Linked DNA regions of Homo sapiens: region 1 is linked to region 2. Evidence: chromatin loops called from intact Hi-C (ENCODE). Cell type or tissue: right lobe of liver. All regions are shown on one strand. Links, peaks and the distances in the headings refer to the core of each region. The heading gives the core; the rest is flanking DNA. Region 1 overlaps RAPGEF5 (Rap guanine nucleotide exchange factor 5). Region 2 overlaps RAPGEF5 (Rap guanine nucleotide exchange factor 5).

Region 1 (16,337 bases), core at 5,677-13,676, 61 kb before region 2:
AAATAGACATTTGTCAAAGATATACAAATAGCCAACAGGTTCCTGCAAAAAGTGGTCAATATTACTATTCATGAGAGAAATGCAAATTAAAATCACAGTCAGCTATCACCTGCTACTTGTTAGAATGGCTATTAGCAAAAAGATGAAAGATAAGTATTGACGAGGATATGAAGAAAAGATAATCCTTGTACTTTGCTGGTGGAAATGTAAATTAGTACAGCCATACCACAATATGGAGTTTCCTCAAAAAACTAGAAATGTAATTACCATATGACCTAGCAATCCTACTTCAGGTATCTATTCAAAAGAATTGAAATTAGTATGTTGAAGAGATATCTGCACTCTCATTTTAATTTCAGCAGCGGTCGCCTACCATTTTGGCACCAGGGACCTGTTTCATGGGAGACAGTTTTTCTACGGACTGGGGTAGGGGGATGGTTTCAGGATGATTCAAGCACATTATTTACTGTGCACTTTATTATTATTACATTGTAATATATAATGAAATAATTATACAACTCACCATAATGTAGAATCAGTGGAAGACCTGAGCTTGTTTTCCTGCAACTAGATGATTCCATCTGGGGGTGATGGGAGACAGTGACAAATCACTGGGCATTAGATTTTCACAAGGAGCATGCAACCTAGATCACATGTGCAGTTCACAATAGGGTTCACGCTTCTGTGAGAATCTAATGCCGCTACTGATCCGACAGGAGGTAGAGCTCAGGCGGTAATGTTCACTCACCCACCGCTCACCTCCTGCTGTGTGGCCTGGTTCCTAACAGGCCATGGATCAGCACCAGTCCGTGGCGTGGGGGTTGAAGACTTCTGCATTACGGTATTCACAATTGCTGAGATATGGAATCAACGGAAGTGTCCATCAACAGATGAATGAATAAAATATGGTGTGTGTATATATATATGTATATACACACACACGTATATGTGTATATATGTATATATACACACACACAATAGAATACTATTCAGTCTTGAAAAAGAAGGAAATAATGTCATTTGCAACAACATGGATAAACTTGGAGGACATTTTGCTAAGTGAAATAAGCCAGGCACAGAAAGAGAAATACTACATGATCTCACTTACGTGTGGGAACCTTAGAAAGTGGAACTTAGAAAGTAGAACTTACGGAAGTAGAGAGTAGAAAGGTAGTAACCACAGGCTTGGCGGGTAGCAGTAGGAGAGGACTGGGGAGATGTTGACCAAAGGGTACAAAATTTCAGTTAGATAGGAGGACTAACTTTTCCATATCGATTGCACAGCACGGTGACTATAGTTAATAATAATGTAGTATCTATTTCAAAATTACTAAAAGAATAGATTCTCAATGTTTTCACTGTAAAAAAATGATAAGTATGGAAGGTGATGGATATGTTAGTTTGATATGATCACTTGACAATGTATACATAGTCATTCTAAAATCATTCCACAATGTATGCATACATCAAAGCATCCTATTGTATCCCATAAATATATACAACTCTTATTTGTCAATTAAAAATTAAAACTTAAGAAATAGATTGGGCTGATAACTAATGCTCTATCAGCATTTTTTTTTGGCTGAGCACAGTGGCTCATGCCTGTAATCCTAGCACTTTGGGAGGCCGAGACGGGTGGATCACCTGAGGTCAGGCGTTCAAGACCAGCCTGGCCAACATGGTGAAACCCCATCTCTATTAAAATACAAAAATTAGCTGGGCATGATGGTGGGTGCCTGTAATCCCAGCTACTCGGGAGGCTGATTTGGGACAATCACTTGAATCCGGGAGACAGTGGTTGCAGTGAGCTGAGATCGCACCACTGTACTCCAGCCTGGGTGGCTGAGTCAGACTCTGTCTCAAGAACAAAACAAAAACAAACAAACAAAAAAAACTTTTTTATCCCCAAATATATTTTGGCTTAGTTTCGTTATTTGACAGTCTTATGAGATTGCTTTCTTTTGTGAGCCGTAAGTACTTACATTGATATTCAAAAATGGTAATATAGAGGCTTTCAGAATTATTAACTGCACTGAAATGTAGAGGGGAAATGCTATGTTCTTTATTTTTGACAGTGGCTCTGTGGTCCTTACAAGTTGCTACCCACTGTCACTGAGCAATATTGTAGTTGTTTCTGATTTGAACTCTTGTTTCTTTCTTTCTTTCTTTCTTTTTTTTTTTTTTTTTTGAGACGGAGTTTCACTCTTGTTGCCTAGGTTGGAGTGCAATGGCGTGATCTTGGCTCACCGCAACCTCTGCCTCCTGGATTCAAGTGATTCTCCTGCAAGTGATTCTCCTGCCTCAGCCTCCCAAATAGCAACCATGCCCGGCCAGTTTTGTAGTTTTAGTAGAGATGGAGTTTCTCCATGTTGGTCAGGCTGGTCTCGAACTCCTGTCCTCAGGTGATCCGCCTGCCTCGGCCTCCCAAAGTGCTAGGATTACAGGCGTGAGCCACCGCGCCCAGCAATTTGAACTCTTTTCATAATGAAAAGTCTGTTTAAGATGTAGCTGCTTCCTGGGGCTGGTTTCAGTCCCCACTTTTGGATCGCTCATTCCCTGGCATGCAGGGATTGTTGGAGCCACATGGACCATGCCAGTCACTCTGCCCTAGTGAATTCGAGTGGTGACCAGGGGCCCTTCTCAGCTGGGTCAGGGTCTCTAGGCCTTTCTGGCTGCCCCACCCCATATTGGCAGAACTTAAACCCTATGGCCTCCCTGCCACATGCTCCATCCAGACCTTTGCCTTTTGTAAGGGGAGGCTCCATAGCAAGTCCCTATCCCCAGGGCATGTGGAAACTGCTAAGTGCTAGGAACCTTCCCATCCTGGGAAAGAAGAGCTACTCAGGAAAAATAGCTGCTGACTTGCTGTGACTCTGCTGACTTCCAGAGGTGCTGGGGGCAGACTTTGGGGCAGTCTTCTCTGTGTGCCAAGACTGATCTGTGTGCAAACCAGCACCCCTGCCCACAGTTTACCCTCGGCCATCTCTCTGGCCTCACCCTCTCAGACCTAGCCCAGCCAAGGGAGATCAGGCCCATAGCTTTTTACCTGCCCTTTCTGTTGCCTTGTCACCCTTCTTCCCACAGTCTACTTGATGCAATATGGGGACAGCCTTGAACTTTTCCAACCTGTCACTTCCTGACTTCCTCCTTTAGGGGAGGAGCCTGCAACTTAGCATCGCAGGAGAGAAGGTCAAGATCTGGGACTTAAAGAGTTGGTTCATGATATGCAAAGAAAGGTAACAGAATCTCTACAGATTCTGCCATTTCAAGTCTGTTGTCTTGCCACAAAGTTCTGCTTTGGGTGTTGGAATATAAATATTAATGACTTTGTTTTTATATTCCTTATCTTCCACTCTACCCCAGTGGCAGGTGGGTCTGACGAGGAAAACCATCCCATCCACAGATAACAATGCAAAAAAGCATATCACCATGTTTTGTATAATAATATAAAGTCACTAACATTGATTAAGTAGTTTAAATCCATCCCTCCTTCCACACATCCATCCCATAGGTTTTTATCATCTCCCGTTTACAAGTAATGAAATTGAAACTTGGTGAGTTGATGTAATTTCACAAACAATTGTACAAGAAGTATTGTAGGAATAATGCTTTATTTTTCCCTAATGTATAATAAAAGGAAGTTCCTTTAAATTCTAGCAGGATAGGTTTTGATGGGGGTTAAGGCAAATTTTCCAGTCTTATTTCCTGGACTTATCTTGGACTGCCCCTGCCCCCTCTATTTATTTAGTGGCTCATTTGGTGTCACTGCTTGTATTTGCAAACACAAGGACACCTGGGGAATTCTTGGTGGCTCCACTGTATGTTTTAAAATTCCACTGTAATGTCTACTGGGAAGATTTGGCAGTAAAATTACTGACAATTCAGAAACAAAAAAACTTAATGAGCATAATATAAGTGGCAAAAAGTTGCAATAAATGTTTTAAAATGTAGATGTCTGCAATAAACTTTAGTTAACAAGAATGTCCTTTAGACCTGACCTGTTGAGTTTTCTGGTTTACAATCCCCATGGCAGCATCAAGTAGCTGTGAAAAGCAAATCAAAAGACTCAGGTTCAGTCCTGGCTTAGCCACTTGGCATGACTTAGTGACTTCTAGAGGCTCATTTTCTTATTCTGGACAATGGAGCTAATGGCACATGCTTCTGGGGCTTGTTGGAGGGGCTAAATGAGATGGCCTAAAGCACACAGAGCTTTGTACTGACACATAGGTAGGCTCAGAGTTGTTTTTCTTTTGCTGGCTGAAATAAATCTTTTACAATTTAATTTCTGAGAGAAATTGTGTAGAGTATTGGAGTACACTAGGATCTTTTTAAGTGAATGAACATTTTGCAATATCTAGGAATCGTTGCTGCTCAATATTTTACTGTGTGATGATAGCAGATTGACCTGAATCTGTATTGTCACTAGAACACAACATTGAAAGGCACAAAAAAAAAGTAAAGCTGGCTAGTCATGGTGGCTCACTCCTGTAATCCCAGCACTTTGAGAGGCTGAGGCAGGCGGATCACTTGAGGTCAGGAGTCCAAGACCAGCCTGGCCAACATGGTGAAACCCTGTCTCTACTAAAAATACAAAAAATTAGCCGAGCATGGTGGTGGGCACCTGTAATCCCAGCTACTTGGGAGGCTGAGGCAGGAGAATGGCTTGAACCCGGGAGGTGGAGGTTACAGTGAGCCGAGATGGCGCCACTGCATGCCAGCCTGCGTGATAGAGCAAGATTCTGTCTCAAAAAACAAACAACCGAAAAAAGTAAAGCCTTTCTGCCTCTCGAGAAAAATATTGAAAAAAAAAAAACCCAAACCTGTTGCTAAGGTTAACTTGATTTTTGTTTATCAAGGTTTTATTTTAGTTGGATAATACACAAGCCACCTTTGCATTAAAAGAAAACTTTTTTTTTTTTTTTTTTTGAGGTGGAGTCTTGCTCTGATGCCCAGGGTGGAGTGCAGTGGCGTGATTTTGGCTCACTGCAACCTCTGCTTCCCAGGTTCAAGTGATTCTCCTGCCTCAGCTTCCTGAGTAGCTGGGATTATAGGCACTCGCCACCACTCCTGGCTAATTTTTTGTATTTTTAGTAGAGACGGGGTTTTGCCATGTTGGGCAGGCTGGTCTCGAACTCTTGACCTCAGGTGATCCGCCCGCCTCGGCCTCCCAAAGTGCTGGGATTACAGGCATGAGCCACCACACCCGGCCAAAAAAAAACCTTTTTTCCAGTACATTTCCTTATAAGAATGGCAATGAAACGGGCTACTGGTATCAATTACTGATTACCTCTGTATTACCCCAAGCCAGTGGGATAAGTATTTATGCTCTAATTAAAGGAACCGATATGAGATACCTTTTGCTCTAACGACATTATCATTGTTTTCTGTTGAATAACTTTTCCATTGAATGGACGTATATTAAATCTTAATCAAAAGAAAACACTGTAAAAACCTATTAAGAAGTAGAAGAGAAGCTTGGAGAGTCTTAGCTATTAAAAAAAAAAAGATGTAAGAGTTGAAATGGAGTCCTCTCTGCTGTAGGGCAGGGATAAATCATGCAATCAGTAAGGCAGCAGGGAGGGTGGAGCGAGGCCACCCAGAACTCTCTCAGTGGCTTGAGTTGCCCCTTGTCAAGTGTGCTGAGCATGGAGTATCTGATGGGGGAGATGGGAGCTTTTCAGCCACCTCTGCTTTCAGTCTCCCCACAGTAGATTTATTGGGCTGTCTGAGTGCTATGGCTTTCCCGAACATACAGCACACCTTTATTCAAACGTTAATAAAAATAATACATTTCTTTCATGTAGCAAACATTTATTATCTTTTTCTATAGAACCATGGGCTGGAAGGCCTAGGGAGGATTTGGGGGGAAGGCAATGGGTAGGAACACTTAAAATTGTGTAAGTCATTACGGCCTTAATGACATTGCTGCCAGTGACCACTCCTGCCTCCACTCTCCCAGCACAGGCCCACCTGGGCACATCTCCATAGCAGGGCCCTGGGAACTGAAAGGCAGCCAGCTTCCATTGCAATCCCAGCCCCATCCCTCACTGACTCATCAAACATCACTTCTTTAAACATCAGATTCCTTAGTTCTTAGTAGGAAATCTAAGTCAGTTCATGCTTATACTGTTTGAAATAAAGCTCCTGCTTTTTTTTGTTTGTTTTCAGCCTCATTTCTGTTCAATTTATTTTAGGCTATTTAATCTTTAAAACATATTGGTACAGATAGTGTCAGACCTGAGTGTACTTAACTGTCTCCTTTACTCACTTCCTGTATAATTCTGTGCAAACTATCTGACATCTCTCAGCCTCAGTTTTTCCATCTGTAAAGTGAGCATAATCTTGGAATCTGATTAAGGAGAGGACCAACCACACACCTGCCTTACAACATCACTGGTATAATGGATATATGCTCCCATTTAACTCATTTTTTAAATGAAGAATCATATAACTGTCAAATGTAAATGGATTCTGCTTTGGCCAAGGAAGTTGATCTCACTTACTGAAAAGTTATAAATACTCCTTGTTGAGCTTGTGTAATGACTGAGGTATTCTTTTTCAGTGAGCATAATGTCATTGCTCAAGGCCTAACAAGGCAACGCCACCAGCCTATAGACTAGTTGGCTTTGGTTGGTGAGTAGTGACATTTCTGAAACCAGATCACGCATGGGGTGTTGCTGGGTCTGGGCAATGTGATTTTATCCATGTATGTGCTTTACCTCTCTCCTTAGTGTGTTGGAAAAATTATGAGTGTCAGAAAATAAACACAACTACAATTTGTCAATTTACAATTTACAAAATAATTTTTAAAGTATCAGAAAAATTCCTAATTGAGATAATTCGAGAAAAGTGAATTGCTAAATTCCAAGAAATGGTATTCACCTTTTATTAATAGAAATTTGATTTTTCACTAGCCCTAATAAGTAAATGCTGAACAGATATTTAACAAATGTTGGCACAAAGAGGTATCAAATTATTAACCTGCCCTCAATGGCCACACGGCTCAGTGCAGTCTTGCCAGGACCTCTACCAGAGGTTTTCTAACATTTTCCAATTATGATCTACTTCCTGCTCCCATGTCAGATCCCAGGGGTTTCTTCAGTTTACGTTTGTTTATGCCAGCTCTCGACTGCATTTCTCCCCTTTTCTCATTTACCTATCAGAATCCGCATTTTCCTGGATGCCTTTCATGATGTTAACCCCCTCCCCACAAACTGCATTGACATTTTGCTCTATTTATATCTGTCTTATAATTATTACTGTCTGAATTGACTACCTTTGTTCAGTTCAGTAGACCATTACTTAGTACCTCTGTGTTCTAGAAATTATTCCAGGTGCTGGTATTACTGAAACATGAGGGGTTTAATCTAGGTCCTGCTGCTCACCACACAGAAAGCCAATCTCTGAGACGAGGATTATTGCCAAGGAAGAAGGCTTTAATTAGGTGCTGCAGCGGAGGAGTTGGGAGCTCAGTCTCAAATCCATTTCCCTGACCAACTAAAACTAGGGGCTAATATAGCAGGGAAGAAATGTAACAGGTATAAGAAAGCAGAAACTAGGGAGGGGAAAGGAAGCAATCAGGATGAATGAAGGGTCTGGCCTGTCATGTCTGGATGCAGTGATCTGGTAAGTTTCAATTCTTTTGATTTTTTTTTTTTTTTTTGAGAAGCCTAAAGGTTGTTTCCTGAGGAAAGAACTCAGATAAAACAAATATAAGTCTCAAGCTTTAAGACCAGAAGGGTCAATTTCTATGTTTATCCAAAAAAAAAAAAACAGCAACAACAACAACAAAAACTATCTATGGGACTATTGGGTCAGTTTCACTGGGAATATGAAAATATATACTCTGTCCTCTCGAAGAACTCATAATGTAGGTTAGCAAAGACAGATATTTGTGTTGCTGACTAAAAAATATCAAGTGTACAGAAAAAGAGCTTTGTTGGGCTAGGAGGAAGCACTCTTCATTTTGTCAGGGGCCATAGATGCAGAGAATGAGGACTCAGAAGACTCTTCATTAAGGAGCTGGTGTTTGGGCTGGGGAGCCCGGTGGACAAGAGTAATTTCACCTGGTGAAGGCAGGGACAAGGGCATTCCAGGTTAGAGACAAAGAAATGTACAAAGGAAGAGATGCAGCACCTGGGGAGAGGGTCCAAGACCTAATGGCCTGGCCTTTGAGGCCAGGTTGAGGGCTTCCACCTGAACATTGGCCAGTGTTCAATAGAGTGGGGATCACAGGTATCAGAGCTTTCAAACCTGCACATCCCTGAGCTAAGTCCCATGGCATCAGAGACACTGGGGATGGGGCTATGGAGCCTGAATTGGTATTTATCTCCGTGTGACCCTCATGTGCTCTAAGCAGGCATAGGCAGGATAGGGGGATGGCTTGATCAGACTTCCATTCTGGGGATGGAACTCCGGCAATTGTGTGGAGAATGGATGGAGGGAGAGGCCATGCCGTAGCAGCCTACATGAGATGTGACCATGGCAGAGAGGATGACAGGTGGAATCATTCCAGAGGTAGAAGTGACAGGATTTAGGGAGAGATTGAGGTGAAGGCTCAGGGGAAGGAGGACCATGAAGGTGCCTGAGATTTGTAGCTTCAGTACTTGGTGGTGATCTAAACTGAAATATCCCAGGAGCAGGAAGATGCTTGTGATTTCAGACCTTCGTGTCCTCACGCCGTATTAAATCAATTACTCTTTCTTGAGGTGCAGATTGTGCCACTACACCTATCACAGCAGCTTGTATGTAGCAGACATGTTACCATCTGTGAAATGAAAATATTCAACTCGTGACTGGAAATGTGGGCCTGGAACTCAGAGAAGTGGGCAGAAATGGAGACAGATTTGAGAATAAACTGTATTGCAGTGAAAGTTGAAACCCTAGTAACAGATAAGATCACCAAGGAAAGAGGCAAAGAGAGAAAAGAGAGCCTGGGGAAAGCTTGCATTTTTAGAAGATTTGAGGATGATAGGGACACAGAAAAGAGAGTTTTAAGTCAACAGTCTCAAGTTCAGCTGAACAGATTGGGGTTGAGAAAACACGCTGGAGCAGAGATGTAGTGGTCATTGGTCCACCTTCAAAGAGAAGTTCAATGGCACTGGATGGGCCAGGTTATAATACCATATGGAGTGGCTTTATGGTGAACACTGACCCCTACTTTTCTAATTTTAACACTAAAAAAATACAGTGATGAGGCAGAAATGTTACAATTACCTTTTTTCTTCCTTTTTAAAGAATGGAAAAGATTTGAGTATTTGGAAGCATTTATGATTATATATATTGATAGCAAAAATGAGTATAGTGTCTAAACATTTCTCACTGCAGGCTTGTTTCTGTGCCATCTCCCAGGGCTGAATGTGGTTGGAGTATTGTTGAAGGGCCTCCAAAAGTAAATATTGTGACCCCACTCCAGGATGGTACAAAAAATAGCTGATTATTTAGATAATGAAGAACTGGGCTCTGCCTCCTGTGGCCTGGAAACACTATGGTGTTTTCCTAACATTTTTATGTCCACAACCCACAGAACATGTAAAAGATTCCGACCTAGTACACCTCTCTTCCATACTTGTGAAAAATACTTTACTAGTTGCAAAACATTTTGATCTTTATTTTTCTATTCTTCCTATGATATTCTGTTCTATTTCATTAAGAGGGAAAAGAAACCCTGGTCAGGATCCATGTGAATGGATTTGCTGATGTGCAGTTTGACCAGCCCTGTTCTGTTCCATCCTTGACTGTAGCAGTGATGAACTGTCACCGACACGTACATTTTACATTTGAGGCCTAAGGCAGATTACTTCACCTCACTAGTCTCAGTTTCCTCATCTGTAAAATGGGGGTGATTTTATCTGCCCAGCATTTCAGGTTGAACATCAGATGAGACCCTTAATGAAAGAGTTTTCTCTCTGTAAAAATGCTACACAGGTGAAAGATTATATTACTGACAAAACTTTAGTTCTTGGCAGAGTACCCAATAAGTTATTTTTCTTAACTATTTGCTGATGTCTCACATTGAGGCTTGAAATGCTCAGTTTCTATCTGTAGTCATCTTTGGGGTTGGTTTGTAAGATTTTTTTAAAGAAATGGGTTGGTTGATTTTTAAATAATGGTCCTGATGAGAGTCAGCACACGACAGTCATTGTGTGTTTAATGTTTTCTTGTTAGTGGGGCTCTTACCTTTACAAAGTTGATCAGCAGAAATTAAATAACATCATTTAGAAAGGACATGAGTCCCCTTTGTGTTTAAGTATTATTATTATAATAGAGTTACTGACAGAGTTGTTTTTTGTTGTTGTTGTTTGTTTGTTTGTTTGCATTTTAGCACCCATCCTAGTAAGTCCTGGGGAGAGAAAACCTGTTTTGTCCCCAAGGCAACAAGAAAGCACTATCAAGTTAAGCCCCACAATCCTAGGAGGCTTTCAACACTCATTCACCTTGAATCCCTCTTGGCTAATTTACAAATAGATACATTTAAACTAGGTACCCTTAACGAATCTGTTAATTAATCCACATACATGCTTAGTTCTCCTGTGGGCACTAATGCTCACCACTCAAAGCATATGCTTTAGATCTTGCACTTGTATCTTTTGTTATGGTAAGTTATTTTCAAAGGCCATTACTTGCTTTTAGACTCTGTGTGTTGAGAGATAAGGAGATGGTTTGTGTTGGCAGAGAGTGAAGCTCCTAGCCTCCCTCGGTCCCAGAAGCTGTCATTCCTGTGTACGTGTTTCGCTGGAGGGAACTGTCCCAGAATCAATATTTGCATAGGAAATTTTCCCCAACCAACTCTTATTCTGATCAGATAAAAGAAAAATTGAACTCAAAAATCTAAATAACTCCTTCCTCCTTTTCCCACCACATGAGCCACACCACTGGAAGGCATAAAGAGAGAAATTGTGTTTTTATTTATTTTTTGACATTAATCTATGAACTAAAGGGTCAACAGAGTTCTCCCTTTTAGGGGACCATATATATTTTATGCATGCAACTTCATAGGATAATCATAAATCCTTGTCTAGGATAAATACACTTTTGCTCCCAAGATGCATTCTTGGAATTATAATTTTTCCTATTTCCAAGAAAATAATGTTATTTACGCTGTCTTCTCTTTGTCATTAGGGGGTTGAGGTTGAGTCCAGCAGAACTTTGAGAGTTTGTCCATTATGCAGATTTAGCTTACAGAGTTAGCTTTGCCAAGTCCCTTAACTTGCTTGTGTTTCTAATTCTCACCCTGTTAGTTTTGGCGTAATGCTAGGCAACCGATTTTGAGGTCTTTAAAGATGTGACAATAAACATAGCATTGTTGTTGGGGATAAGCTAGAAATAAATACAGGACTGACACTTTATCCTAGGTTTGCTTTTATGTTCATCTATTCCTCCTTTAGTTCTATTTCTATGTATTAAGAATTATTCCTAAAGCTTAAAATGTAGTGTGAGGCCAGGTGAGGTGGCTCATACCTGTAATTTCAGCATTTTGGGAGGCCGAGACGGGAGGATTGCTTGAGCCCAAGAAGTCCAGCATGCAGTGAGGCATGATCGTGCAACTGTACTCCAGCCTGGGTGACAGAGGGAGACCCTGCCTCTAAAAAAGTGTGTTAACTGTCAATCTGAAATTATTATTTAGTGTCCTGCATGTTCTATGTTCTAGTATAATAAGGTAAGAAAAAGAAATGCCTACACCCTACAGCATTGTTGTTTTAAAACCAAAAACATGAATTCAGTAGGCTAAAATATTCTGAAATTTAATTTTCTTCATTTTCATTGAAATTAGCACTTTAAAGAGCAAAAATTCAAATAAAGCACAAATGAAGTGCCAAAGTATGGTTGCTTTTTATGTGAAGTTATTTCACATTAGTATATGATCAGCTTGCCCTCCAAGAAAATTACTCTGCATTCCAGGATGAGGAAAGGCTTCTTCTGTTATTTCAGTTGGTTAAGTGGAGTTCCTTACTTCTATAGCCCATTGCATTTTTAAGTGGAATTTAGGATGTTATTCTATGTTTTATTTTTCCCTTTATAGTCTTGCCTCTAGTTTTTCAGAGAAAACACGCATGTTTTTCTTTGTTCTTAAGTTTCCTCCTAGCTGGGCAACAGTAGCAACAGGGAACCCCCTTTGAACAGGCATGAATGGAACTTTTCTCTGAAAAATAGAAGAAAAGCTTCTACCCTCTTCACCTCTTCCTACCTTGCCTTTAGATGCTCAGCTGGTCAGAGTTATCCTAGTTATCCAAAGCGTGAACAGAAGAATTTCTCTCTTTTCTTCTTTCATAAAGTTACAAAAGAAGTAGCTTATTATATAAGTAGGCATAGTCAAGCAGTGCAGTTTTGATCACTTGGGGATACATTGTTCATGCCAGTTAGCATTTGCAGAGCCCTACTGTATGCACAGCATTATAGGTAGGCTCCATGGTGGGCACCACACAGCAGGCATGAATGGCATACAAAAGCAAAAAGTACATGAAATGATATTTTAAAAAATACAGAGCAGAGAGCACAATATTTAAAAGTACACAGGCCAAGCGTGGTGGCTCACACCTTGTAATCCCAGCACTTTGGGAGGCCAAGGCAGGCAAATCACTTGAGGTCAGGAGTTTGAGACCAGCCTGGCCAACATGGTGAAACCCTGTCTCTATTAAAAATACAAAAATTATCTGGGCATGGTAGTGCACGCCTGTAATCCCAGCCACTCGGGAGGCTAAGTGAGGCAGGAGAATCGCTTGAACCCGGGAGGTGGAGGTTGCAGTGAGCCAAGATTGTGCCACTGCACTCCAGCCTGGGCAAAAAGAGTGAAGACTTCATCTCAAAAAAAAAAAAAAAAAGCACACAGAATAATGTAAACTGAATCAATAAGTACAGTGGGTGACCTCACTGTCAGCTAGGTTGGTATGCTTTGGCCTACTTTTGATGAAGAGGGCAAAAAGCATAAATGGCATGATGGATACAAGGAATAACTATTTAGGAGTCATCCTTGATTGCTTCTCCTTCATCTCTTTTTTCTCTCTCCATATTCAATTCATTGGCAAGTTGTGTCCATTTTGTCTAAAAAAATATAGCTCCAGTGTTCCATGTTTCTCCTGCTCATTGCCACTTCCCTGATCTGAGTCATTGTCATCTGCAGGCAACATTACAGCAACAGTCACCTAACTGGTCTCCCTGCTTCCGCTCTTGTTTCTCTCAAGTCTGTTCTCCCAAAGAAGCAAAAAAGAACTTTTAAAAATATGCATCAAATCATGCACTTCCCAATTTAAAATTCTTTCGTGGTTCCCCGTGTTCTTAGGCTTAGATCTGAATTTATTGTGGTCTCTACTCTCTCCAGGCTTGTTGAATGTCACATCTCCTGCTATGGACATAATAGCTGCTCCGTAAATATTTGTTAAAACAGAAGAATAAGTTATCTAAAGAGAAAAGTAATCCAGTCATTATGTGTGGATCCCAGTTATGTAAAATACATTTTGGTGTTGAATGTCAGTGTGAAATTGGACATTTGGAGGAAGCTAGAGAGTTCAGAGAAGCCCTTCAGTGATGAGCAGGAGAAGTTCAGATGCCATGAGATAAGCAATACATAAGCCAAAGTCTGGCACTTGTTTTTATATTTTTTGAGACTGATTATTTTAGCATTGTTCCCAAGCTGGATTGGATTAGTGAGAGGCTGGAGTCAGGGCTTTGTGTAAGAGGTCATTGTACCCATGAAGAAAGGGTGATAAGGGCTTGGATAGGGAGATGCTGGGAAGGGATATACGGATTCAAGACTCCACAATATGGAATTTTGTGGTAACAATGCACTGAGCAACCCAGATATAAATACTGTGCTTCCTTTATTATATGACATTTAAACTGCCAGCCAGAAAGCCACATTAAAAAAAATATATGGCTGTTCTTATATGAAATGAATAAAAGTCTTCATCTTATACCCACAGCTGCCCTTTTGGTAAAGCACAATGCTGATATGGTGATGTCAGGATGGGTTTAGGTGAAGAACAGAATTAAGATTGAATTTTCTCACTGCCATTGATTTAATACATGAGATAATATGCAGGAGAAGTACCCAGTGCTATTAGCTAACTTCACATTTGATTAACAAAAAATAATGCCAATGTTTACATTTTGTGAATCTATCTAACATTTTTTCCCGCTAAATTGCGATCTGAAAGAAAATTATCTGAAGCATTTTTTGTATGATGATACATTTGTTTAATGGTGTTCTTTTTTTTAAGCAATTGAACAAGATGAAGAAAACAACGACAAACATGTAGCTGTAACAGAAGCCGAAAGTGTTCCAGATTCTCAGGTATGATCAATTCTGTGACAGCCCCTCATCATACCCTTCTGTGTTGAGGGTGGTGAGACAGTGCAGGTGTTAAAAAATGATATAGGTTTTACCTTTTATGTTTTGTAAATAGCCATGTTATTGGGAATAAAGTGCTCAGTTTTGATATAAAGGTATTTCACACAAAGGGTCCTAAATTGGTAATTATATTTATAATTTGATTCATGGGAGAGGGTCAGATAGACACACTTTACTTCCCAGAGGAAGCAAGGGAAATGAGTGAAGGGCAGACATTCCCCTGAAGAAGGCAGTGGAGAATGGGCCAGCTGACAGCACCAACTTGCTAGAGGTTCTGTGCTACCTCCCAGTAGCTAAATCACGGCATGAATATGCTTTAGGTAGCATACCTCCAAATACTATTGCACCATAAAAACTTTGGACACCCTAGTGCTGCCAGCTGTTAACTTTATATAACAGTGGAGCATTTTAAAATTCTGACTTAGCCTAGTTGACTCATCTCACTTCGCCTTTAAGGTTACAAATCTGTTGATTCTGGTCAGAAGAATCACATTAACTTTTTCAATAAAGATTGCATGGACAGTAATGTTTTAATAAAGTCACATTGTTTTGCTGTGGTAATATTAAACATGGAACAGTCCTCAAGTTCATATTAAAATTATACTGCAGGCTTCCAAGCAAACCTGTGCAGGGATTCCCCAGCTCAGTGTATTTACCACTTTCTCCAAGTTTCTTAAATCCTTAAATTACTAGTGGGACAAGGGTTTCTAAATTTAAAATACTGTTATTCTTTATTTGTTCTGAACTTATTCTATGGGTAAATGTCTGTTTGAATGCAATTTTATTTCTCAAAAGGATACACAGACCTTACTGTTCAGGATTTTGTGATTTTTATTCAGCAATGATTATATAACTGTGTATCTGTAGGACATACAGAGGGATGAAATCATGAAACCAGTAGATTGATAATTAGATTAGGAACAGATTCTACTTAGGTTTGAAAGTTGAATTAAGTTCACTGGGCAGCATGGCATCATTATGAGTGTTATAGGCCTAAGCTGGTTAGGAAGGAAGGCAGTTGTCACCTCCTCTGGTGTGTCTAAGAAAGCTTGATCTGCTACCGTAGTGGAAACACCAGTTTTATTGGTTTAATTCTGCAGGCCCGTCTATATAAGTTCTCTGGATGGAATAAGTAGTTCAAGTCATGCGAGGTGAGCTTAAAGAAAACTTAGAATTTTGCCATCAGATACATAGGCAGAATTAGAAATAAAAATGTATGCTCATTGGTATGTACGTATGTGTGTAATTTATATGTACAATTTATTTGATTGATGTATATACATTTAATGGCTTGAGCACCTATTTGCCAGGCTTCACAGTATTTCAGATTACTTCAGTCTTCATTCCAGAGCATATTTTAAGCAAGTTAAGTGGATTCTGATTCCTTCTTCCGCATAGATGATGAAATATGTTACCGTGGGGAATGTGCCTCTAGGCTGCTGAAAACTTTGGGTCTATAAAAGGTTAAGATGGTTACTAAGCCCAGACAGACTTGGCCTTGTTGTACACAGGCTTCCCATCTACCAGAGATCTCTCATATGTTGGCTGCTTTTTTCTTACTCTCACTAAAAATACCTTTTCTGCTTAAGAAACTCCCTGTTTTAATGCTGTCACATGTGGGTGGAGTGAAGAGAGCATTTAGAGTTGGGTTTACCTGCCAGCCCTTCTTCCTTAAGGGATGTTCCTTAGTGGCTGTAAACCTGGAAGATCCTGTAGGTCGCCTAAGTCTTTGTCCCCATGGTGTCCCCACTATGCTAGACAGTACCTAGCATGCATGGTTTTCATCTCTGCAAAATGGAGATATTATAAGCTTGTCCTGAGGTTGAAATGAAGCAACATAAAACACTCCTGGCAATCCCGGCACATAGGAGAGTTTCAGTAAATGTTGGGCAGCATAATGTAAAGACTAGGGGCGCTGCCTCTGGGGCCACACTGCCTGGATTCTTTTCCTGACTGGCACAGTAACCTTGGGCGAGTAACAGTCGTGGTG
Region 2 (16,337 bases), core at 4,777-12,776:
ATTTGAAACATAAATCCTCAATATAACTTGTTTTTTCTCATAAAAATAAATTTGAGACAGATAATACCTTGTTTAATATTCTCTTGATATCCTGTCTCCCTGACAGGGTGTACCCTTTAAAGAAGAAGGCTACATATATTACTTTTCTATTTCTTTGGAAAAATAATTTCTACAGCATCATTTCCCAGTTCAGTTAGTGCTAACTGGGGTTTCATTTCTTTTGAAAGGAAATTTCTGTTCTAAAACCTTTAAAAATGTGTAAATTGCCATATTTTCTCAGGAAGTTTCGTGTCTATTGGCATATTTAATATTGCGCTTTAGTAGAAACGCATGTGGTTTTGTTAGTGTCTGGCTGTATTTCCAGGAATTTGTTTAAATGTGTGATTTAAGTGGGGCATTTCTGGAGTAGCAAATTGAAGGGAACAAGAGATACTGAAATTCATGAAGACAAGATATTGTGTCAGTTGTGGGTTTGACAACCTAGTAATTTTAGCAAAATGATAGTTTCACTCTAACATCGGCAGCTGAAATTACTTGAAACTGTGTTTAAGACAGTGTCAACGGTTGAAAAACCTCTGTCTCCTTCTTTCTCTTTCTGTGTTTCTCTCTCTCAGAGATCTTGTGTCATCTCCCCAGACGGTTGTTGGATTTAAAGTGAGATAATCAGATGTCCTTGTCTGAATTTTAAAATGTTTATGACATCTTCCTCAAGTAAAATTTAGCATTCTATCAGAAAATGGGGGAACAAAGTGTTTTTTTGTGTAAGAGTGTGTACTTCAGATAGTCGTATAAAGTGTGAGGAAGGAGTATTAGTGGATGGCAATTTGTTGATTACAGTCACTGCATGTTAATCTCTCACAGCATGTTTCAATCAATTATTGCTTCATTGAAAGGGTGTAATGTCATAGAATTGCTCTGACAAGCCCACATCTAAAAGAGATATTCTTTGTGTGGGAGAATGTTTGCTTTTAACCTACCTATAATTGAGCTTCTCTTCATTTTTCCTATCAGCCTTTTGGCACTATAACCTTCCCCTCCCATTTCCCATTATCCTCATTTTCTGCCTCAGGCTTTCTTACTCTACAATTGAAACCTTTTCTTTCATTCAGTTTGCAGCTTTTTTGCCTTGTACTTAAGGCTGCTACTTGGCTGGCAGTCCTTCCCTTGAATCTCAAAAATAAATATGAAATTAGAGTTGTTAAATACGGGTGACAGAAACGTGGGAAACTAAACAACAACAACCAAAATCCCAGAACATCTTGTCATAATCTAAATAGTGACAGAAAATAATTTTCAGAACAATTCTGTAGCCTTTTCTGCTTCAGACTTGGACTTGGCGTTCTTGTCTGGCATTTAGGATATTTGGTGAATCTTCTGACTTTGAAATATTTTAATCCTTTAAATGAGCTTCATTTAGTGGGAACATGAAAAGTACAATTTAAAATTCTCCATTGCATACCTGGCTGGATATTGCTACCTAAATTCTCAGTCTAAAAACAAATATGGTTTTAGATGAATGAGTATATGTAAGCTTCTGCTATTTTTTTCTTATTATATCCCTTTCAATATTCTTCACCTGTTATGAAGAAGAATTTATGTAGTACTGACAGCAAGTAAGCTTTTTCCCCCTAAGTTTTCTTTGAGTCTTGCTTGATATCACATATTTTCTTTTGTGTAGCAGCTTACAGATTTTAAATTTACTGTCATGTCGTATGTTTTGTTAAGAAAAAAAGAGAGAGCAGAGTGATCTTTTCATCCTAATTTTGGTTCTAATTCTCAGAGTTGGATATATAAAATGTGACCTTTGATGTCTTGGTTCAGTTTGATCTGTATTTGAAGGCATTGCCAGCCATTTTCATTTACTGATGGCTTCTGTAGAACAATTTTAGTTAACCCAAGTTCTGCCAATGCTGATTGGCATAGTGTGCATATCTCAGAATTATTATGACAATTTGCACTGTTTGATAGTCTCCCAGGGAAGGTGTTTGTTCTTCCAAACAAACCAACAAACAAACATCCAAGGCACTGTGTCTTCGTCAGCACATTCTAGAAATCCACAGTAGTGAGATCAGGATGAATTAATATTGTTAAGTATTCTTAACACTCCTTGAATGTACCTTTCCTACTTTTGATAATTGAGAAAATTGAGAACCATATCATATTGCAGATCGTGTACTTGAGCTTCTGGAAATTTTCAGTGTACATGTGTTATTTGTGAGTAGGCACAGCTGCATATAACAGAAAAGCTCTAATGATGATTTAAACATGGTATAAATGTATTTCTCTCTCATGTGAAAATAAGTATGGAGAAATACAGTCCGCAGCCGATAAAGCCACTCTGATATCAGTCAGTTCTGAGATTCCTTATTTGAACTTGATTTCCTGGGCCCTGATGGACACTAGCATAACTGTCCAGGCAGCAGGATGAAGAAAGTCATGAAGAGCACACTTGCCCGTCACACACGGCTTCTGCTTTTACCTCATGGACCAAAACTTAGTCTTGTGGCCACATCTAGCTGCAAGTGAAGCTGGCAAATATATTGTATATTGTTTTGTTGTGACTTTAAAATATCAGGGGAGCAACATGCCCAGGGAGAAAAAATCAAAGTTTGATTCCCAAAAAAGGGGCAAATGGCATGTAATTTTGTAAATAGAAGCTTATGTTAAGTTTGTTTTGATATTGTAGACCCAATACCATAATTATGTATTTGTTTCTTCAAAGAAATATGGACATACTATGTTTTAACGCATTGTATAATTGTCAAGGGAAAGGGGTCCTGATTCAGACCCCAAGAGAGGGTCTTTGTGTCTCACGCAAGAAGTAATTCAAGGCGAACCCATAGAGTAAAGTGAAAGCAACTTTGTTAGAGAAGTAGAGAAACGAAAGAATGGCTACTCCATAGGCAGAGCAGCAGCTTGAGCTGCTGGACTAAGGATACTTATAGTTATTTCTTGATTATATGATAAACAAGGGGTGGGTTATTCATGAGTTTTTCTGAGACTCAACGTTCCTCCCCTTTTTAGAACATATGTGGTAACTTCCTGATTGTTGCCATGGCATTTGTAAATTGTCATAGTGCTGGTGGGAGTGTCTTTTAGCATGCGATTGTATCATAATTAGCATGTGATGAGCAGTGAGAACAACTGGCGGTCACATTTGTCACTATCTTGGTTTTGGTGGGATTTGGCTGGCTTCTTTACCACATGTTGTTTTATCAGCAAGATCTTTGTGACCTGTACCTTGTGCAGACGTACTATCTCACCCTGTGGTTTAGGATGCCTTAACCTTCTGGGAATGCAGCCCAGTAGGTATCAGCCTTATTTTACCCAGCCCCTATTCAAGATGGAGTCACTCTGGCTCAAATGCCTCTGACATAGTCATTTTTTTAAAAAGCCTGTGAAGTGGTTTGGATTATCTCTGATATCCTCCTCAACAAGTGAATATTTAGAATAATCTTACATATGCTTAGCATGCAAGGTTTAGTTAGCTATAAGTACTTTTCTTATGTCTGATTTGAGCTGTTGATTTCATGTTTGAGAATTATACATCATTCACTCTAAATTCTTGTCATTGTTAGAAACATTTTTCATATAAGAAATTAAACATGAACTAAGAAATATTCCATATATTATTGCTTGGAAGAAGTATTATTTAAACAATGGCACAAATTAATAAATCTACTCTTATAGAGTAGATTTTAGTATCTAATTGTATATAATATTCTATTATTGTGACATAATAAGAAATACATACTTGGTCTCTGCCACTGGGCTGGAGCTCTTAAAACCATGGAATTTCATGAGTGATAGAAGTGATAGGAGCATCTTTTGTTTTAGTATTTGGTTTTAATCACTTATTCTTAACACAAGAGTTTCTAAGACCTTTGGAATGTCTAGAGTGATAGGAGAATCTTTTTGTATGCTAATATGATGACTGGTGGCTGGGGTCCCTAGATAGCTTCAGGATGGGAGCTGGTTGCCAGAAAGACAAGGCATGACTAGAGGGATAGAGCTTTTGGTCCCAGCCCTCAACGTCTGGGGAGGGGAGGGAGATGGAGATTGACTTAATCACCAGTGGTCCATGATTTAATCAATCATGCCTACCTAATGAAGCTTCTATAAAAACTCTAAACAATGAAATTCAGAGAGCTTCCAGGTCGGTGAACACATCCATGTGCCATGAAGATAGTGAACCCAAACCCCACGGAAACAGAGGCTTCTGTGCTCAGGACCTTTTTAGACCTCATGCTGTGTAACTACTCACCTGACTGTTCATCTTCATCTCCTTTATAATAAAGCAGTAAGTGTAAGTAAATGTTTCCCTGAGTTTAGTGAGCCCTTAACAGGTACTTGTCAGACCGCAGAGGGTGGTTGTGAGAACCCTGATATAGAGCCCACTGGTCAGAAGTACAGGTGACAACCTGAGACTTGTGATTGGCATCTGAAGTGGGATGCAGTCTTGTGGGATTGAGCCCCTGGTCTGTGAGGTCTGTGCTATCTCCAGGTAGTGTCAGAATTGAATTATAGGAAACTCAGTTGATGTGTTGAGAGTAGAAAAATGGTTTTTTTTCAGTATAATCTTTCATATAGAGAATTCATCTAGAAAGGAGGGAAGAATTTTATGATTTGGCCTTTTGTAAACAATTTTTTTAGTTTTTACCTTTACATTTCAATTTTAAAAAATATAAATATGTGTAACTGGTCAGTCTTAAAAACATTAGGAATTTGTGGACCATTTCAGTCCTTCCACGTGATTGTCAGTTCTACCTTTTGAAAAGCAAATTGGCTGATCTCGTATCTATTTGCTATGGCCAGGTGTCCACTAGAAAATAAAAAACAAAATAAAATTTGAGTAGGAATAAAGGAACTCCAGCATCCTGGCACTTAGGAAACAACTTTATAGGGGCATCTTTGGTGATTTAAGACCAATGAAAGACCACCTTCTTGTGTCTATGACTCTACTCCCGCTTCCAAACCTGGAGATTCTGTTACTTTCCTGCATTTTCTTTTCCCCTAAACCGGATGGGTTATTTGGGTCCACACTCTCGGGAGAGCATAGTGTAATGAAAGAACCAGGGCTGGGACTTAGGCCCTTCAGACATCATCTTGCTGAGGAGCCCTGGGTGGTTATTCTCTTTATTCATCTCAGCCTCAGTGCTGTCACCTCAAAAAAGATAATGTGCAACCTACCTTCTAGGGTGGATATGAGGGGCGCAGGCCATGTAGGTAAAGCCCTTAGTGTTAACAGGTGTGGAATGTTGGGTGGTGATTCCGTGATTATCATTAGCACTGGCACAGTTTGTGGTCAATAAAGGGTGGCTGTTTTGAGTATATTTAACTAGCGAGGCCGCTATCATTTTCCTCCCTTACTTTTTCTCCTTGCCCATTGAAGCCACTCTGGCTACCTGGTGCATGGCCAGATAGATATGGTTCAAAACAAATTTGGGGCTCCCTAGAAAATAAAGACAAAATAAAGTTTGAGTAGGAATAAAGGAACTTCAGCATCCTGGCACTTACATGGAAAACAACTTGATAGGAACATCTTAGGTGACTCAAGGCCAATGACATATGCTGGGTAGGGGTTGGGGTGTGGAGGACTGCCCAGACATTCACAGGAGTGTGATATTCATCAGCCTGGGGTGTGGAGGATGCCTTATGTGGTCATTTAATTATCTCACCAATCAGATTCCCAAGCTCTGTGAACAACTTTCCATTCTCCATGGCAGAGGGCACAGTTGTCATCCCTTAGTCACAGAAGTTCAGTAAATGGTTGCTGACCAAACCTTTCTCTGTGACCCAAAAACATGAGTCTTCCTTTCACCTGTGTGAGAAAGAAAGCAGCTGTGTGTTATTGAAAAGAACACTAATAACAGCTCTGGAACCAGAACACAGAGGCATGTCTCCTGTCAGCCACTGGTTGATATATTTGTCCTAGCAGTATTTTTAAATACAGGCAATACATTAAAGTAAATTTTCTTGTGTTGAAAATTGTCAGTAAATGTAAGATCCTGTGCCAGATTATTTCGAAAGAACCTCAATTGGCCAGGCGCAGTGGCTCACGCCTGTAATCCCAGCACTTTGGGAGGCCGAGGTGGGTGGATCATTTGAGGTCAGGAGTTTGGGACCAGCCTGACCAACATGGTAAAACCCCACCTCTGCTAAAAATAGAAAAAAATTACCCGGGCATGGTGGTGGGCTCCTGTAGTCCCAGCTATTCAGGAGGCTGAGACAGGAGAATTGCCTGAACCCAGTAAGTGGAAGCTGCAGTAAGCAGAGATCACACCACTGCACTCCATCCAGCCTGGGCGACAGAGCAAGACTCTATCTCAAAAATAAACAAACAAACAAACAAAAAGCCTTAATTGTGCTTACTTATGTTTACTTTAAATTAGTTTTGTAGAATATCTTCTTATCTTTAATATAACCTAGCTATCTTGCCAATCCTTAGTCTTAACAGAGGCAGTTGACTATTCATTGCTAAACTTGGAAGAAAATAAGTCTGTCTAGAATTCCTAGAATTTCTGTTAACCAACTGATATGGTTTGGCTGTGTCCTCACCCAAATCTCATCTTGAATTGTAGCTCCTACAATTCCTGCATGTCATGGGAGGGACCTGGTGGGAGGGAATTGAATCATGGGGCAAGTCTTTCCCCTGCAGTTCTCATGATAGTGAATAAGTCTCATGAGATCTGATGGTTTTATAAAGGGGAGTTCCCCCGCACACGCTGTTTTGCCTTTGACACGCACACACCATGTAAGACATGCCTTTGCTCTTTCATCCCCTACTGTGATTGTGAGGCCTCCTGAGCCATGTGGAACTGTGAGTCCTTTAAACGTCTTTCCTTTATAGATTACCCAGTCTCTGGTACGTCTTTATTAGCAGCATGAGAACGTACTAATACATGAAAAAAAAGTAAATACAATGTTATTTTTCTGAAATTTAATGCTAATATTAACATTGGGAATGATGATGTATTTCAGGTTTTGAAAAAAGTTCATAATACAGAACCTTTTGGTGCTTGAGAGGTAAAAACATTACAATGTCCTAAGTTGATTCAGTTGTTAGAATGACTATTAGTTTGCTTGTAATAACCATATCTCAGGCTTCTAATTTAGGATATTATGTTTAAATTAATTTTCTTTGTTTCCTGAAAGTTAAGAACGTTTAATGGACAAACACTAAGGAACACAGCTTGTATGTTTAGAACACGTGTGTGATGTTAATCAGACAACCATGCAGCAACTCCGAGAGGTCCGAGTTGGACCGAGTGAATCTTAGAGCTGGATATTAATTTTTGTTGGTAGATGCTGGCAGATTGGTGCTGAAGGCTTCGTGCCCATGACAATTCCCACATTCTAATCTGTACAGTTAAATAAAATGATAATTGTATTGATTATTGAGAAATTTTTCATCCCAGCTCCTTGTGAGAGCAACTGCTCTTACTAAACAATGAGCTCTACAACTTTAGGAGGAGTCTTTGGAGAAAAAAAGAAAAAACAGTGTGATATATGGTGTGACCACTGATTATCAGAATATCCTTCGTTCCTTTTAACTAGAGTATGCCCCCACCATTCACCAAGGGGCATCTCTCTAAGGTCATCAAACCAGGGACTGTCCACATAACAAATCCAGTGCTCTTTGAGTCCTGAGCCCGATAAAGCCTCTTCAAGCAGCATTTAACACTCATTTCCAATCCTTTTCTTTCTTGTTGGTTATTACATTTGTGTCCCGTTTGTTTGTTTACAGAAAGGAGGCTATTGACTGTACATTCGTTTCTCTTTATTCTGTTTCTCTCCTCCTTCTCTTTCCCCTTCCTTAACTCATCTTTCCCTTACCATCGCCCAAACATGAATATCCCACTCCCTTAGACTGCTGCTTATTTTTCTGAGAAATCATGTTGGCCATAGCCATCCTCTTTAGGTACTGGCTCCCACAATCATAACTGTAACCCTCTTTGGCAAGCTCTGGTTTTTGATATTTTTTCCTAATAGCTTTCCTTAGAGTAACCTGGGGAACCCAAGCTCAGCAAGTTTAAAAGCAAACTCACCTCCCTCCCCTTATCCTTCCCTTATCCAGTCTGAGTTCCCTGATGAAGCAAGCTTAACTCATATCTCTCTTGTCACTTCTGGTCTTGAAAATCTCCCTTCACTTCCCTTTTCCTGTGGAATAAGCCCCAGGCTCCTTAGTTTAGCATTCAAAGATCCTTCAGGAATTTCCTCCAACCTATTTCTTTAGCTTTACTTTTCAATTATACTATGTGATCTCTTCTATTACTACTACACAACTGTGCTGTAGACCAAGACTTACCAACTTGCATGTCCACAGGCAGTAAAAGTGAGTGAGTGAAGACTGCCAGAGCAGAAGGGTGATGAACTGGAGAGTGCCTCCTGCATAAAGTAGGCAAGTTGGCTCTAAACATGGTTGCCATAGGAGATGTGGCCCTGGTGTTGCCAGATCTTCTGACTTTTAAATTTTGTCAACTCACAGAAAGCATCTCTAGGGACTAAACAAGACCTGCAAGTCACAAGACCACAGGTTTGTGACTCAGCCACAGACCCACCCACATCCGTTGCTTTGCTCACATTTGCTTCTCCTTTTCCTCCTCCAATTCTTCTTGGAAATTCATAGTTCTCAAGTTTTTGTTGGCGGATTGGTAGCACTTGGAGAATTGGGACAAGGTTGAAATAATTTTATTTTATAAAAATAAATAATAGGTAGTATTTATCTAGAGTGCCTAGGGTATACCAGGCTCTCTGCCAGTTGCTTTAGATACACTGTCTTATTTAATCTTCACTGTAACTCTGCTAGGTATAGATATGATAGCCACTTTACAGGTGACTTAACTAAGGCCTAGAGAGATTAAGGACTATGCATTAGGCTACCCCGTTAGATTTCCAGCTGTCTGTTTCCATAGTATTCTTTATACTGTTTTCTGAGCTTCCCAGCATACTTGGCAGACGCATGCATATGCCATGAATGGGCTGCAATTGTACCTAGACACTGAGAGCAGCTGATTGGGATGTAACAACAGGAGCTATGAGGCCGCTCACCGCTCTTAGTCCCAGGGTGACCTGCACCCTTTCTCTGAGTGCCGCAGCCTGGAGAAGGTAGACAAGCCCCCTGTTTATTACTCTATGCCCCTCCAAGTAACATTTTTAAAAGGCAGTGTATAGAATTAAGCATAGCTAAGAACGGAATACCTGTTGTATTCAAATCATTCTTTCTTGAAGACGGAATGACAGGATTCTAAAACTGAATTTTACAAGTTAAAATAAAAACAGATTTGATTATTTGAAGAGTGTCCCCAAGCCCTGTCTGTAGTAAGTTCCTGTCATTTAAAGGGGTGACTTTTAAGATTTGATATATAAACAGCGTTAAATAAGTAAGCACTTTTTTTCTGCCACAAATACCTAAAAATAAAGCTAGATCTCAAGATTTGGTTATGTTAGAATGGCTAAAGAAAACGCTATGGTGAGCCTGTAAGAATTGGCAGGGATTAAGTGAATTTAAGAGCTGTAGTAAAAAGCTGCGTTCGAGGTCGTTAATATCACTTTCAGAAATGTAAGATACACAGGGAAAGAAGCATTGCTTTTAATGGCATAGCACTTTAATCTATTATTCCAACCTGAACATGAAAAAAATTTTATTTGTGCTTAATCAAATTACATGGTACATTTTGGCACTGCTTCTCAAAAAATAATGGCAAGTTGTAACATTCCAGGACCAGAAATGGGCCCTTTCATGTTCAAAGCTTTTCTTGGCTTCTTAAAATAAAGGTTAAGTAGAATATATTTTAGAGTGCCTTAAATTCCATTACATCTGAAGTAGAAATACAGGTGAAACAAAACGGCTAATAGTACTTCAGGGAATATGAGTTAATACAGAAATGTTGAATATTCACATTACCATACTTGGATTAAATGGCTACTATAGGCAGTTGCCTGTCAAAATTCTTTTAATTTGCTTTCTTGGTAATTCACTTTAACAGCTGAGTGGTTTCATTATCGCAGTGCATTTTGCTTATGAGTGTTGAAAAAATAACCAAGGTAGATTTATATAATTTTTCCTACGTAACGCTATACTTCTAGTGATTTTTAGACTTCAGGGTTTTGTTTTTGTTTTTTGTTTTTATGTTACAAAGAAAGCATTAAGCTTAGACCTTTTGGTAACATTTGGATCAGTTTTTAAAATTTGATTACATTTATATGTAACAGAACTCCATGAAAATGGTCTGTACCAAACCTCTTACTATTCTATCTTGACACAACTCTAGCATGCTCTAGGGATACTTGTGTTTTGCAGAAATAAAATGGGAATTTTTAGAGCTTCATATACTTAAAATGAGACAGAGAAAAATGTTTTAATTGGTACATACAAGAGAAATACATTCAAATAAAATTAAATAAAATTAGATAATTATTTTTATATGACCTAAAAATTAAAATAGGCCGGGCACGGTGGCTTATACCTGCAATCCCAGAACTTTGGGAGCCCGAGGCATGCAGATCACCTGAGGTCAGGAGTTCGAGACCAACCTGGCCAACATGGTGAAACCCCAGTCTCTACTAAAAATACAAAAATTAGCCGGGCATGGTGGTGTGTGCCTGTAATCCCAGTTGCTCCAGAGGCTGAGGCAGGAGAATAGCTTGAACCCAGGAGGCGGAGATTGCAGTGAGCTGAGATCATGCCACTGTACTCCAGCCTGGGTGCCAGAGTGAGACTCCATCTCAAAAAAAACCCCCAAAAATTAAAATAGTAGCAGATGATAGGGAAAAGTCCTATATGACATCAGTATAGCTAATTACATGCATGGATTTCAAAACCATTTCTATATATATTTTATTTCAAGTTTTATAATAGTTAAAACTATAGAAGTATTTACCTTCCAATTTCAATGATTATCAAGATGTTACTTTTTTACTTGCAAGGATGTTTCTTGTATTCAAAAAGCCACTACGAAAGTATTATTTTATTTTGGAGTGGGGAGGATAGTCCCAAAAATTTATTGATAAGCCAATAATTTAGGATTAGATTTAGTAATTTACTTAGTGCATAGAATATCAAAGAAAATGGCTGGCAACGTGGCTCATGCCTGTAATCCCAGCACTTTGGGAGGCTGAGGCGGGCAGATCACCTGAGGTCAGAAGTTTGAGACCAGCCTGGCCAACATGGTGAAACCCCCATCTCTACTAAAAATACAAAAATTAGCCGGGCGTGGTAGCGCACACCTGTAGTCCCAACTACTCAGGAGGCTGAGGCCGGAGAATCACTTGAATCTGGGAGGTGGAGGTTGCAGTGAGCTGAGATCGTGCCACTGCACTCCAGCCTAGGCAAGAAGAGCAAAACTCCATCTCAAAAAAAAGAAAGGATATGAAAGAAAAAGGTTTTGTGTATTAACATATGCATATTAATATGCTTAGGTATTCACAAAGTTAGAAATCAAAATGAATACTTTTTTTACTCAGAGTGTTAATATGTATGGCAACTATGAATTTGTTTAAATGAAAGATACTTTTATGTATACAAACATGCTTTTCTGCCTGTTGTCTTAAATTATTATTAAGTACTATGTAGTGTAATAGATAATTATAGTGTTTTAATTTGGATGCCAGTGGATTTGTAAGTCTTTCTAAATGGCTATTGTCGGCTAATAGTCTTCAGGGGATCATTCATATAACCATCATGGTTCTAAAAATATCTCTAAATACCAATGGGACAGCCTCTTTTTTGGAAGCATGGCTGTTATAAATTGCACTTTTATTTGAAGTGCATCACTTTGATTATAGTATTTTCATTCATACCACTCAATTACTTTCAGAATCTGCACAGCAGAAAAAAAAAAAAACATGAATGCTGGAAAAGAATAAAGGAAAGCTCTTTGTATAGAAAAATTTAGAACAATATAGTAGTTAAATAGAGAGATATTTGAGTTATGAGTATTGGGAATCTGTTCTATTCATTAGAATTTTTAACTATTTTCTTTATTAGGACTTCAACTGGAGCTGTTTTTATATAGCCTCATTGTTTTTATTTTAATTAATATTTCTATGACAGATAATTAGGTAAATGCTGTTGAATTTTAAATATGATATTGGCTTAGGAGAAAATAAGCATTTCTGGGTCAAAGCCCTTAACAAAATATTGTCATATGTGAGCTGATTAATTGAATTGAATGCCAAATGGGTTTGCCACCATCCAACCAGACTCTGGTAGTCAGTTCATTATCTAAGGTTGTTCTGGAATGGAATGACTGGTTATGTCAAAGTTAATGGTTTAATGGTGTTCTTTTTAATCTCAGCTACTAATGAAGTAAATCTTGATGAGAGAATAGTTCTAACCTCATTAAATGCAGCTAAGTGTAAGAACACCCCAAAGAGTCTGAACCTCTGTGTCACATCCAGCATTTTAAATGCCAACTCCCTCTCAGTGCTGTCACCCAATGGTTTCTGCGCACTGGTGGCTCCTATCTACAAGAGCCATTGAAAACCCTAAACTAGATTCAAAGCTACTCTGTTGGCCAGGCTCAGTGGCTCACGCCCGTAATCCCAGCACTTTGGGAGGCCAAGGCTGGCAGATCACCTGAGGCCAAGAGTTTGAGACCAGCCCAGCCAATATGGTGAAACCCCATCTCTACTCAAACTACAAAAATTAGCTGGACATGGTGGTGCATGCCAGTAGTCCCAGCTACTTGGGAGGCTGAGGCACAAGAATCACTTGAACCTGGGAGGCGAAGTTTGCACTGCAGCCTGGGTGACAGTCTCAAAAACAAACAAACAAACAAAAAAACTACTCTGTTGTCCTTGCTGCTTGTGTCTAATATTGAGTGCAAAAAAGAAACAGCTTAATTTTTTTTTTTTTTGAGACAGAGTCTCTCTGTGTCGCCCAGGCTAAAGTGCAGTGGCATAATCTTGGCTCACTTGCAACCTCTGCCACCTGGGTTCCAGCCATCCTCCTACCTCAGCCTCCTGAGTATCTGGGAAGATTCAGCTTTTTTTTTTTTTTTTTTTTTTGACACAGAGTCTCGCTCTGTTGCACAGGCTAGAGGGCAGTGACATGATCTTGGCTCACTGCAACTTCCACCGCCTGAGTTCAAGCCATCCTCCTACCTCAGCCTCCTGAGTAGCTGGGATTATAGGCATATGCCACCACACCCAGCTTTTTTTTTTTTTTTTTTAACAGTAGAGATGGAGTTTCGCAATGTTGGCCAGGCTGGTCTCTAGCTCCTGGCCTCAAGCAATCTACTCACCTTGGCCTCTCAAAGTGCTGGGATTACAGGCGTGAGCCACCACACCTGGCCAGATTCAGCTTAATTTCTAATCAGACCTGAAAGGTTGAGGATTTCCATCAACCACATTTAACACAGAGAAATGTTGTAATTTGTAAACATTACTCTTCAACAGGCCCAGAGGAATAGTTTTCAAATTGTATTTCCAAAATATGCTTGGTTTCCAGCTAATATGCAAGTGATTGATTTTAATTGAAACTATTTTTAAAAACTGTAATGAAAGGCACACATTATATATTCCAAATTTCTCATTAGGATGACCAGTGTTTAACTTGAGCTGCCAGGTTAACTTGTTTGGAGACAAGTAAAGTAAACCTTCCCGTGCCTTGTTCATATATTTGAAACTTCCATAAACAGAGACTCTAGTAGGGGGCCCCTGGCTCTTCTGCGTACACAGGCTGTGCATGTCCATTCATGTGACATTGTTGGATCAGGCACGCCACCACAGCCTTTTTGTGCTAGGTCTAATTTATGCCCAGCAAGGCCCAGGTATATCTGTTTAGGAATTCGCTTTTGCCATAGAGTAATAGTAAGTTAGACTACTGATTGCTAACATATTGCAGTGTGATACAACAATGTAAGTTTAGACTTTTAAAAACATGTTTTAAATCAAATAAGAAAATTTGTCGAATTTATTATTTTGACAGGGAATACTATGAACTTAGAAATAAAATATCTTTCAGATAAATTCTGTTAATACTCTTCATTAACACCCTTGGTTCATTTTAATTACAGGCATCTTGCAATTAAAAAGCAAACTTTTGAAAAACCTACCATTTGCAACCACTTACCTATGTGGATTAGGATTTCCTTGATATTCTGCAACCAAGCAGAAATAAGTTATGCCCTGCAGCTAATATAGAACTGTAGATGTCATCCACAACCTCGTATATCAGAGTTTTGTGTTCATAAATATTACCTTGTTTTTCTGATTAACTTTTAAAGTAAATATTACTGGTTATTCCTAAAAATTCTGGAGATTTTCTTTCATCCAGTCTTCAATGTAGAGCTATAGGGCTCTATACTGGGCAATTATTTTTACTTACACATCATCATTATAACATGTAGATCTTGGAGACCATAAGCACTATTGAGTGTATGTCTTAGTCAGCTCAAGCTGCTATAACAAAATACCATAGCCTGGGAAGCTTAAACAACAGACATTTATTTCTCACAGCCTGGAGGCTGGGGAGTCCAAGATCAAGGTGCTAGCAGATTCAGTGTCTGGTGAGGACCTGCTTCCTGGTTCATAGGCCACAGTCTCCTCGATACTTGTATGGTAGAGAGATGAAAGGAGCTTTCTCAGGACTCTTATAAAGATAGCAATGCCATTCATGAGGGCTCCACCCTCATGGCCTTATCCAATCCTAATTACCTCTCAAATACCCCCTCCTAATACATCATACTAGGGGTAAGGTTTCAACATATAAAGTGGCAGGGGTGGGGGTGTTGCAAAGGACATAAGCATTCAGTCCATAACAACAGTACACAAGCTAATTACTCTAATAATTTATTACTGTTTTATATAACTAAAAATGTGATGTCTGGAATGTAAAAGATGAAAATTAAATCATATTGTAAAATGAATTTTAAGTTAAGGAGACTAGATAATCACTGTTGTGGCAAAATCACCACTTTACATTCTGCATATAATCTTTTGTACCATATTGGAAATTACATTGAAAGTCAGAGTTTGCCTCTTTAGCAATTCCATATTGTATACAAACTGAACTCTTCCAAGAACACTTAAAGCACAAAGATGATAACAATGTAACCTGGTTTGGTTGGTAGAAAAAAGAAATTAGGAAGAAGTATGTTGTGATACATTGTACCTGCTCTCCAATTTTAACTGGACTCAGTTCTGTCTCTCTTCAAGACTAAGAAAATCACTCATCACTTTCCCAGCTTCTTAAAGATGCATTTAAGAGATAAAGGTGAATGGCCTTGGAACCTGATATGTGTCTTCTGGGTTTTATTATTCATTGTTCTTGCCCTAGACTTAAGTAAATGGCTTTGGAAAAAACCTTAATTTATTAACACATGAAGGCTTTATTCCCCGTAGGACTTGAGTGTACACCTCAGAAGTCTTGTAAAATTTATTTTTTAAAGCACATTATTTATGCATTTGTTTTCTATATCATCTTTACCCACAAATATAAATGAAATTTCAGGAAAACAAGATGATAACAAAATTGTATGTTTAGAGAGCTCTGCAACAAAAATATCTTATTGCTTGAGGCATTTGATATAAGGAGTTTTTCATATCTTAATTTTAATAAATAATGTCTTTCCTGGCTAAAATTCTCCTAATCCCTCCCACAGCTATCAATATTTATCATATTTCTGCCATGCACATGGTTCTGGGGCCCAGATAAGCAGCTGCTCTTCTTATCCACCTCTTTGCTTACCTTGTGTTTGTTTTTTTTTTCTTTGCAGAGACCCTCCTGGATGACTTCCTTCTCACGTACACTGTCTTCATGACAACTGATGACTTGTGCCAGGCTCTGTTAAGGCAATATCCTTCATTATCTTCAGGCTGCTGTGTCCACTTCCTCTCAGACAGATGTCCCACGTTAGGAATTAACTGCCTTCCTTAATTTATTCAACCCCATAGTAGAATGTGGATATGTTAAATATTAATGTAATGATATCCAAGGTAGAAGATGAAATGAGACAGACAGGGGAAACTGGAAATGTGAACAGCTGTTTTCACATTCTATGTTGTGGCTATATTACACTGTTTATATTATGTTCGCTTCACATCTGTGCCTCATGATTGCTTAGAAATCTGGAGGCAAAATTGGCCTGCTGGGTAAACCCCAGAGTCAAGAGATTGTGTGGAATGGGAAGATCATGGAATAAATGGACTTAAAGGAGAATCAGTTAAGTGTCAGACCACTTGTGAAGGAAAATGCACATATGTGATATAATGTTCCTGGCAAGTATCTCAGGGGAGACAGGCCATTCCCCCACATGGGAGGTCGAACCTAACCCCTGGAATCAACTGTCATCTTTTCACAGCTTTGTCACTGCATGCTCTCTGAGAATGAT

Evidence for each region. A loop is a pair of places that touch in the nucleus more often than their neighbours do. Peaks named below come from ENCODE experiments on the same cell type or tissue, not always from the same donor. Only the 100,000 strongest peaks of a DNase experiment are listed, where the experiment ranks them.
Region 1: a loop joins it to region 2, with 4 times the contacts of the local background. A loop is called at or near these places in 2 of 110 quality-filtered maps.

Annotation. Positions count from the first base shown.
Region 1 is chr7:22,228,799-22,245,135 of GRCh38, reverse strand. RAPGEF5 (Rap guanine nucleotide exchange factor 5) reads left to right here. Exons shown (of 26, transcript NM_012294.5): 8 at 14,217-14,290. Among named protein-coding and RNA genes, the nearest start is that of RAPGEF5, 120 kb to the left of the region's middle. RefSeq lists an enhancer at 2,420-2,920. In right lobe of liver, for the core only: no CTCF peak of the experiment used is centred there; no DNase peak of the experiment used is centred there.
Region 2 is chr7:22,166,534-22,182,870 of GRCh38, reverse strand. It overlaps RAPGEF5 (Rap guanine nucleotide exchange factor 5), which reads left to right. Exons shown (of 26, transcript NM_012294.5): 12 at 15,723-15,801. Among named protein-coding and RNA genes, the nearest start is that of RAPGEF5, 180 kb to the left of the region's middle. RefSeq lists an enhancer at 3,625-4,127. In right lobe of liver, for the core only: no CTCF peak of the experiment used is centred there; no DNase peak of the experiment used is centred there; H3K27ac peaks cover 328 bases.